Linked DNA regions of Mus musculus: region 2 is linked to region 1. Evidence: chromatin loops called from intact Hi-C (ENCODE). Cell type or tissue: left cerebral cortex. All regions are shown on one strand.

Evidence for each region. Hi-C counts contacts between places; a loop is a spot of excess contacts. Peaks named below come from ENCODE experiments on the same cell type or tissue, not always from the same donor. Only the 100,000 strongest peaks of a DNase experiment are listed, where the experiment ranks them.
Region 2: it touches region 1 in a loop (1.9-fold over the local background); 8 of 42 quality-filtered maps call a loop at or near these places.

What each region holds. Positions count from the first base shown.
Region 1 is chr10:85,622,014-85,627,013 of GRCm38, reverse strand. Btbd11 (BTB (POZ) domain containing 11) reads right to left here. Exons shown (of 17, transcript NM_028709.2): 5 at 1,946-2,111. Among named protein-coding and RNA genes, the nearest start is that of Gm40731, 34 kb to the right of the region's middle. In left cerebral cortex, a CTCF peak has its summit at 1,881 (motif pointing right); DNase peaks (open chromatin) are centred at 1,567 and 1,954; H3K4me3 peaks cover 479 bases; H3K27ac peaks cover 249 bases.
Region 2 is chr10:85,457,184-85,462,183 of GRCm38, reverse strand. The region is part of intron 1 of Btbd11 (BTB (POZ) domain containing 11); the gene reads right to left. Among named protein-coding and RNA genes, the nearest start is that of Btbd11, 73 kb to the right of the region's middle. In left cerebral cortex, no CTCF peak of the experiment used is centred here; DNase peaks (open chromatin) are centred at 3,072 and 3,216; H3K4me3 peaks cover 379 bases.

The DNA of each region.
Region 1 (5,000 bases):
TGAACATCACCTTTTGTGATTGTGGCTTAAGTTGGAGGGTTTTCACAGTACAACAAACCTATGTGTGTCTTTACAACCAGTGGCTGATTGGGATGTGGTGGGGGTGGGTCTCACAGGAATTTTCTGGATTCTGTAACATCAACCCCTAAAGTATTTAATTATGATGACTACAGTGTCTTTGACATTTGTCTCTTCGAAGCATGACAAGGCGTCCTTGCTGCTCTGTATGAGCCTTGGGTCAGACAGAGTCAATGGTCACTGGATATCCCTGTGGTTGCTTTCACTGACATCTGCTCTGATATCACTCTATACAAGTCAAGGCACTGAGGCAGGATGGCCTTCAGGAAAACTTCCCCTTCTCCGACTCCTGCTCATCACAAACCGAGCATCACAACCAACAGGAGGAAGGGGTGGGGCTCTCCATCCAAAGGGCTGTGAAGGCAGTTATTTGGGAAGATATTCATGCTACAGCCTTGTCTCACACTATACACCAGTATAACAATTTTTTACTAGAGATAGTCAGAAAGAATTAAAATTGTAAGCAATGCCAAGTTGGTTTCTGCCCCTGTCTCTAGGCAGAAAGGGGATGAAGTATAGCATACATGAGAGGGGCTCTAGCACTGCACATCGCTGTGGAACTGAAAACTTTACGGGCAAAATTCCAACGTCAACGACAAACTGAGATACCTTGGTTCCACTAAAGGACTTCGTGCCCTGATACAGGAAGAATTCCTCTAAGAAAACAAGAAAACAGTAAAAAATGCTGATAAAAAGCAGGCAAAAGGAAAGTGGACTAGCAGGGAATACATATATAACTAGAGGTGTGCAAAGACTAGTCAGACTCCTAGGGGGAGGGGCAGTACTGAAGACTGAGAATTCAGGAAAGGCTGGTACATTTGAGACACTTCTGTTTTAAAGAAACATTTCCCCAAGGAAATAGAGATTGGAACAAAGATTTGTGTAAGTGTGCTTAGCTCAGCACTAGTCACAAACACTTTAAATATATGATGGGGGAAGGATGGTTAATAAACAAATAGTAATCACTTTATAGAGACACTAAAAGCGACTTAAAAAAGAATATTCATTGACATTGTAAGGTATCTGGAATGTAAAATACTGAAAAAATAAAACAGATAAATAAGTCCCTGGTTTTAAACATACAAGATACACATGATTGTGTACTGAGGATCCCTGACGTTGTCCAAGAAAGTGATTAGCTGTCATTATACAGTCCCTTCTATTCCCTTCGTGGGAGCTCTTTGCAAGAGCTGCCTGTGGAAGAAACAGCCCCATCTGTCCCTTGTAACAGCACTCAGGATTCACACTGAGAATGGCTGTCCATTTGCACGGTCTATGACACCACCACATCCCCAAAGTCCCCTCTGTGACTTGTGGTTGCCTCTCATGGCACCATGTTCAGAATCTGGTTGGTGCTGCCCTATCTGAATGTGCTCTAGGGTCCCCAGACTGACTTTGGTGTCTTTAAACACACCCACCCTAAGAGCACAGTGCGCATGGCCTAGATCTGTCTGGAGCCAACAGCAGACTGGCAGAGAAAAGCCTTTAACATGCCAGTAAAGAGACTTGAAGGTTGCAGAGTCCTAAATACAAACGATGGCCAACCTAGGGGCTCCATCTCCTTTCTGGAACAGGTCTGGTTTTCATTCCTTTTTAAATTTCAGCTGCGACAATCATGTGAGATTTCCATAAAGATGGGCAAGTGTATTTTTAGAAAATTAAAACCAAACCAAACCAAAAACCCCCAAACACTAAGAGAGAGAGAGAGAGAGAGAGAGAGAGAGAGAGAGAGAGAGAGAGAGAGAGAGAGAGAGGCAGGGGAGGGGCATTAATTTTTTTAATCGATCAGCAGAGGGAGCCTGTGTCCCGTCAGCTGCTCGCGCCCAGGCTAAGCACGGGAGGAGATGAGGTCCAAGCAGATTGGTACCTGTTCGCTCATGGTGTTGATTCCATCCGGCCCCAGCAAAGACACTGCCTGCTTCACCAGGTCGGTCCGTCCACAATTCAGCATCCGGAAGCCCAAGTCCTGCTTGAACTTGGCTTCGATGGCCACGGCGTCCAGCTTCCGAGAAGCACAAAAGCAGTCGTCCGCCCTGAGGGGTGGGGAGGGAGAGATGGTCACGTGGGTGCAGCCGCTTTTCCCCCCAGGATCTGGTCCCTGAGATCAAACGTCTTAGCAACCCCCACCGAGCACCTGAGATCCTCGCGGGCTTTTCCTAGGTTTTTGCCTTTTCTAGGTTTCCATTTAAAAGAACTGCCTCAGCCTGCACGGGTGGAGCACTCTTTACTCCTGGAACTCGGGAGGCAGAGGCTGATAGGTCTCTGAGTTCGAGATCAGCCTGGTCTATAACGTGAGTTCCAGGACAGCTAGGACTACATAGAGAAACCCTGTCTCAAAAAACCCAACCAAACAACTGGTGTCTCACTCCGCGCCCGCCCCCCCCGCCCCCCCCCCCCCAATTTCTGGCGGTTCTAAATCCTGTCTTTACTGAGCTTAGGTGTGGTCCCTCAGTGTGCCAGTAGAATCCTCAGCTAAGAATCATTTCATTATGCAAATATTTAGGCATTTTTTAAAAAAATAGGTTAGGTTCTCTGCTGAATGTTTTATCTGAGTTGTTACATTCGGGTCCCACACAATAGAAGGCATAATTCCTATGGGGGGACTGTCCAAAAAACAGGAATGAGGAATCTTTCTGAGGCTACCCCATCTATAAGTGATAGCTTGGATTTGAACCAGAGAAGCATGTGTGGAGAACCCGTCTTCGGATCTTCTGTGCCACTCTAGCTCCCGAGTGCAGAACCTACTGCTTTCCTGTTCACTTGACTGAGCCCTCATACTTGGCTGTGGACTTCTGAGCAGGCATTTGCCTGGGTCCATTCCAGTGACAGAGGAGACAGGGGGCATTAAGACAGGAGAGTGGACAGAGCTCAGGATGGACTCTCTCCTTTCAAAATAGAACAAGCTGGAGAACTTGCTAGATGAAATGAGAGATGGCAAGGTGCTTCAGCAAGCCACTTCAGGGAGCAAGAGGCTAGGCCAGGAAACGAGGGAGGAAACCAATGAGAGAGGGTGATACAGGCTTCATGTTGAAAGAATGTTAGTACCTTCTCCCAGTCCCCATGAACTGGTCAATAATCACTCAACAATAATCAAGCAACAATGTGTTGATTGAGTGCCTGTTAGGGTCATGTCAGCAGCCCTGCGCTGGAAGCCCACAGTCTGGTAGAAGACAAGCATGAAGACAGTCCGGAGAAGACAAGCATAGGCCATATTCTCATGTATCTCATACAAGTATTTAGGGTTCGGTGGTTCTCTCTCTAAATAAAAAATGTTATGAAACTATAAGCCCCTTTGCACCACACACAGCCTAGGGGAGCCTAGGCTTCCTCGGAAGGTGGCCCTTGAGCTGTGGTTGTAGGTATGGGGAGAGGAATGGCAGAAGACAAGAGCACTCTGTGCAGAGCCAGCAGGAGCAAGGGTCCAGGTGAGACATGGCAGGGTATTTGAGGCTATCCACAGAGCCCAGTGTTTCTAGGGCATTAACCTCTGGGCAATCTGTGCCAGTTGCTGAGAGAGGAGGGGCAAGACCACAGAGACCCTTCAGCTACACAGCTGCCTGTGTGGTGGGAGAGGATGGAGGGACCCCAGGGCCTGGCTTCAAACATGACATTGACATCCTAAACACTGAATGGAGCTGTGCCTTACAGCTTCTCGGTCCAGTACGCGTGGGCTTTGAACTTGTCAAGCATTGCCAGATTAGGCAAATATAAATGCTAGATCAAAGGTGCGTGGGGCATCTTTATACCAAAGCTTTATTCATTGTTTATCGAAGATGGAAATTTAACTGGGTTTCCTCTTTTATCTTTTGAAGGGCAGAGCTAAACATGCAGAGAAACTCAGGATCCCTCACCTTTAGTGTGGCGGCCAACTTCATCCTAAGGGCTAATGGTCCCCACATCTGCCCAAGGAGACATTGTGGCATCAGGGTAACAAGGCAAGACCCCAGAACACAGATCACAGAGGCCTCCAGGGGGAGTAAGTGTGAATCTATGCATGTTAGTCTAAAGTACACGTGCATGCGTGTGTGTGCATGTGTGTGTGTGTTTAAATCTCTGGGAGTCATCCGACTTGATTCATTGCATAAACAACCTTTCTTCTGCTAGATGCTAGCAATGTTGGAAAAGGCTGCTTTGTGGAGTCGCTTAGTTCCCATCCCGGGGAAAGATCTCGAACATTGGAGGAGGGTCAGGGAGTGTGGAAGACTGATTTTGTGGCAGGAAATGGCTGTTACACCTGTATTCATAGTAGCTGTGATTATTGGTTCAAGATCTGTACAACCTGGGACTTGTCAACACTTCACATGGGATACGGGTAAGGTTTCAGGAGGACCCACCATTCTCTGAGGGCAAATATGTAATTAACAGTTTCTGGGTAGGGGCTGGGGAGGGAGAAATTTTCACAGTGATGTAGCCATTGGTAATGTGGCCACGCTCCTGTAAACAACTCTAACAAGACTCACTGGGTTATTAAAAACAGAACAAACACCATGGAAACAGAAGAGGGGTTGTTTGGAAAGAGGGAGGGGCTTAGCAGTGGGGGAGGGGCAGAAGAGTGACAGAGTTGGGGATATGATCAAAATATATAATTTATAAGTATGGAAAATGTCATGATGAAGTCCAGTGTGTATAACTGATATCCACCAATAACGTTTTCAAAAAGGAGTTCCCATCTAGGGTTAGAGATGTGAGTGATCTCGGTCACAGGAAAACCCACTGACTCGTTTCCTCTTGCTTGTCCGTCTCTACCAGCCTTAGTCAGATAAGCGGGTTTCTCCCTCCCCTTCAATCAAGCTGCACGCTGTGTGCTTGGGCCAGCATGGCCAGCGCCTACCGCCTTGGACACCATGCCAAGGGGCTCCAGAGGAGGGAGGTAGACACTGGGTTCACAGAATTCACAGGCTTGTAAACAGATAATTCTAAGA
Region 2 (5,000 bases), 160 kb after region 1:
CACCACCACCACCACCACTACCACCATCACCATTACCACCTAATTCACCTGGTGCTCCTCTAAAGAGAGAGTGAAGTGCTCCAGCAGGGGCTGAACACTAACCCAGCTGGATCCGTCTTCAGAATGTGTGTAGGCACACTACACATGCTGGACAATGCATTTCCCTGGAGTAATTTCAACTCTCGCTCAGTGCACTGGTGTTAGCCGTCAAGCCCTTCCTTCCTACTTTCCAGGTACCTTACTTGGGTGTTGCTATGGCTTGCCTGGATCATACTAAACTTATCCCAGGCCTGAAATCTACAGACTCAACACACTTTATCAACTGTACTGATTCCTAGAAGGCAAGTGTAAGGAGGCCACACTATGCTACTGACTGTAAATAAGTCTGTATGGTCCAAATTTAAATCCTTTGCATATGATGCAAACAGTCACCTAACCTCCCTCATTTCCCCCTTCTCCAATTTAGAGGTTTCTTAAATCACCAGTTGGGGTATTAGATTCTAAATGAGGAGATATGTGTGTTTGCTTCTCACATAGTCACCTGAGCAGAGTGGCCGTCTATGGCAGCTTGACAAATCAGGCTTTCTTTTTCCAGTGGGTACCCATCTCAAAACCAGCTCAATGAGACTGCAAGGTGACCAGGCTATGTAAAGGACAGGTCTGTAGCTCACAACCAAGCTAAGAAAGATGCAAAGGAAAGAAGGACCTGGGTAAATCCTCATGCTGTGGGCTCTCACTGCAGCCCACAGCACGAGGTACTTTCTACGGTTATGAGTAACTGTCCCTACTAGACAGGGAAAACCAGAGAGCCTATGAAAAGATGCACATATGTCTGTCAATGGAGTGTAGAGCCAGCTCCTTTTTTTCTATTATTAATTGTATTGGTTATTTTCTTTTTTTTTTACATTTCAAATGTTTACCCCTTTTTAGGTCTCCCCTTCAGAAACCCCCTCTTCCATCCTGCCTCCACCTACCTCTATAAGGGTGCTCCCCCACCTACACACTCCCATCTTCCCGCCCTGGCATTCCCCTACCCTGGTAGACCCAGCTTCTTAACCTGGGCTTTGTGACCCCCACAAGGACTACAAAGGTATCCAAAATCTGGCGAACTAGGAAGCGTCTCTGAGCATGAGACAACAAGAAATCAATTCAAAACTCAAATGCACTATGACCCAGAGATGTTTCCGACTGCCCTAATCAGGTCGTCGTAGCCCATGACTCCCCTGCAGCTTTGGTTCTGAACATACAAGGTCCATGTGATGAAACACACTGACCTTTTTCTGGGAGAAAAGGGTGTATTTCAGGTTACAACCTACGGTCCTTCACCCAGGAAGTCAGGGCGGGAGCACAACACTGGAAACCGGAGGCCGGAACTGCTGCAGAGGCCATAGAGGGGTGCTGCTCGCTGGCCTGGTCCTCACAGCTTGTTTAGCCTGCTTTTGTATACTTTTCAGGATCATGCATCCAGGGGTGGCACTGTCCATACTAGGATGGGTTCACCCACAGTGATCATCCATCGATGATCGATCGATGAAAATGCACCACACGCTTGCCCACAGGCTTGCCCACAGGCTTGTCTGGTGGGGCATTTTCTCAACTGAGGCTCCTTTTCCCAGAACGACTGTGGTCTGTGTCAAGTTGACATAACAACAAGCTATCACGCTTAGTATTGTTCATGACACCATGCTATGAAATACCAAGGAACGCTGTCCCAAACACCTCACCTTGGTCAGGGTGGCCCTAAGTTCTGGCCTGCAGGTCAGTTTCACAGTACATACAGTCTTCTGCTCTGACAGAAACAGAATGGCTTCCTTATGGCAAACAAAGACTTTACTTTCCTACCGCAGTCCCTCAGTGCATACCAAATCAGTATACTCTCTGGATTGCAATTTGTTAGAATGCTTGGCTTTAAAAATCTATCTTTGAGTTATTGACTTGAGTTCAGTAAAAAAACCATTCTGGTAAATGAATTTTAGCTGGGGAGCAGGACAGAATTTTCAACAATTTCTGTGGTGGCCCCGAACGCAGTCCTGTCATTTTATCCTATGTATTTATGTGACAGTGTTCCCAGTGCTGATGATATTAAAGATCAAAATGTCAATCAACTATGAAAAATACTGACGATGCTCTATGTCCTGTAGTATCAAATGTTCAGTGGAGATTTAACTTTATGCTAAAAAGAAATGGGCTACATGCATCTCACTAATACAGAACTTTCTTTTTGTCTTTAATAATTGATAAAATAAAAATCTATAATAAAAATTAATTTCAAGTAAATTTCATTGTGATTTATGGCCAGTAACTGTTTGTATGTGTTTTATAAACCTATATTCTTTGGGTTTCATAAACTTTGGGAGGACAAAAGGAGTTGTGAGTGGAAAAAAGTTTAAGAAACCCTAGTATAGAACAGAGCTGGCATTAAAAACTAGTGTAGGAAAAGTGGACTGTTCAAAGTGTGGGACAAACGGCTTTCCTTGAGGACAATATTAAAACTGATTTTCTGCTGCATGCAAAAGGGTTAACAACCCATATGTGCACAAGCATACTTCATCACAAACTGCAACCTCATTAGGAGGAAATGCCCTTATAAGCTTAGCTCTTAAATTCATAATTGAAAAAAAAATAGATCAATTAAACCAAAACAAAATTTAAAATCTTCCTTAGGACAAAATACTCCTCACAGAAAACTCAGCAGGAAAGAAGACACCGGGGGAGGCAGCTGTAACATGGTACAGAATTTAAAAACCTTCCTTCAGACAGACTGGATATTCAGAAACACGGAGAAATGACGGCACGCCAGTGAACGGAGATGAGCGGGGTAAAAATAAGCGTGAGACCCCACCACACAACAAATCTGTTTGGCGAACACTGAAAAGTCACAACTGTGAGGACCCGTGAGAAGGTGGAGGGCCAGACCCCTCCGAGGTGGCCTGTGTGAACCCGTGCACTCGCTCTGCAGAACAGGTTGGCACAGGCCAGGCCAGCTGGCGGCTGGAGCGCTCTGTGAGTCAGCAGTTCCACCTCTGGAATGTCTTCCCCGGGACTCTCAGGGGAGGCACTTCTGCAGGATGGATGGCAATGGCAGGCAGCCGCCTGGTGTGGCAGAGACTGGGGACAACAGAGCACTCGCCATCAGCATGAACGAGGGACTCTGGGCTTCCACACAGATGTGCTTGCAAAACAATGTGGGGTGAAAAAAAAATCAAGTTGGAGAGTATGCCGTTAAGCATGCAAATGTAACCCATGTATGATTTATGAACACTCGGAGTGGGAACACGACACAGAGACAGATTGGAAGACTATGCCCCAAATTCATGATCAAGGCTGCCTCGGGGGAGGAAGGAAGAACCCGAGGAACCATAACAGGAGGGATTTCAGCTTTAGTGAAAATATTTGGTTTCTTTTGTTTGAGAAAATTCGGGCAAATATGAGAAATGATTAACATCTGTTAATTCTGGTAGGTGGTTCTTACATTCTCGGCATTTTTAATTACTGAAAAGGAGCATGAATCCCAAGGATAAAACAATTAAAATTTCATCATGCCAAAAAGAAAAATCATCTATGTTACTGTTCATCGTGGGCCCCACCCCCCACCCCCGGGACAGGACAGACCAGGAGCTCCGTGAACACTGCTGCTTAGCTGAGGCTCTTTGCTGGGTGCTGCCAGAGTGTGCCCCCACAATTTCTAAGACAGTCCTCATTATCCGAGGAAGAAAGCTGTGTTTTGAGAAGGTTAAATGATTTCCTGATGCTCTGCAGAGGTTTTGAACGTGAGCTTAACTCTACATTATAGATAGCAGGAGGAATTTCCGGCAGACAGGAATGCAGACGTTAAAAGGACATGAAAACTCGGTGTGGAGACCCAGGTGTTGATCTGCATAGATAAACAGCACAACAACCCTGTGCCGAGAGAAGTGTTCTTTTAAAATCACATCCATTTATTCTGTACGCGCCATGACAACTCACAGGAGTCTCTCTCCTTCCATTGCGTAGGTCCTGGGGATTGAACCCTGGCCATCAGACCTTTACCACCGAGTCAAGTTGAGGCAGCCCCACTAAATCATCGCCAACCAAACCTGAATTTTAAGATTGTTGGATGTTTTGTTTGCTTGTTTGTTTGTTTTTTCAGTACAGGGAAATCGAACCTATGACCTCATGCGTATGAACAATGAGAGAACGTCACTTACCATGGAGAGAAACGAGGAGCAGTGGAGAAAGGTTCCAACATACAAGGGATGGGAAAGGCACATTCTCTGTCGAGGGATGCCCAACCCCAGGGTAAGGTCCTGCATTGCCAGAAAGCCTGTATTTGCCTCAGTCAGGTCTGTTCCTTTGTGATGTCCTCTCCATTGTAGTTAAGGCTACCCAGAATCCCTCTGTTCTGGTTCCTAGAGCCTCCTGTATCCTCCCAGACCCGGTCTTTGGGAGTGCATCAGACACACCTTGAGGGTCTCTAGTTACTATCTGCCCGCACACACTCAGGTTCCTGAGTTGCCTTAGATCAGTCAGTTACCCTTTCCGTGCTATGCTTGCTCCTGCACAAAGCTGGGAGATGCAGGAACAGATGAAGAGAGCATTTCTGGGAAGCAGAGGAGAGGAAACTGGCAACAGAAGGGCTCAGACTGAGGGAAGGGACCAGAGCCGCCCCCTCCTGAAGGTAGATAACTCATCTATAGCACTAGGACCTGAGAGGTTGTGGACGGTCCCCCAGTGGCTTCTGAAGACCAGGAAAATGTTGTCACAGCAAGCTTCAGACAGCACCACACAGACTAGATGTTCAACAAACAAGAATGAAACTAGTTGGGGGCTCCAGGACAGGTGTACAAGCAGTGCTAGCTGAGTAGTCAGGTTGGCAGTGTGAGGGAATGGGGCATGTGTCAAGGCCGTAGGCAAATGGCACGGACACCTGGCCAGTTAGCAGGGATTCTAGATACCAATCTATGAGACAGAGGTAGAAGCTCCCGCGTGAGAAACGTAAACCCAAAGGCAGAGAATAAATT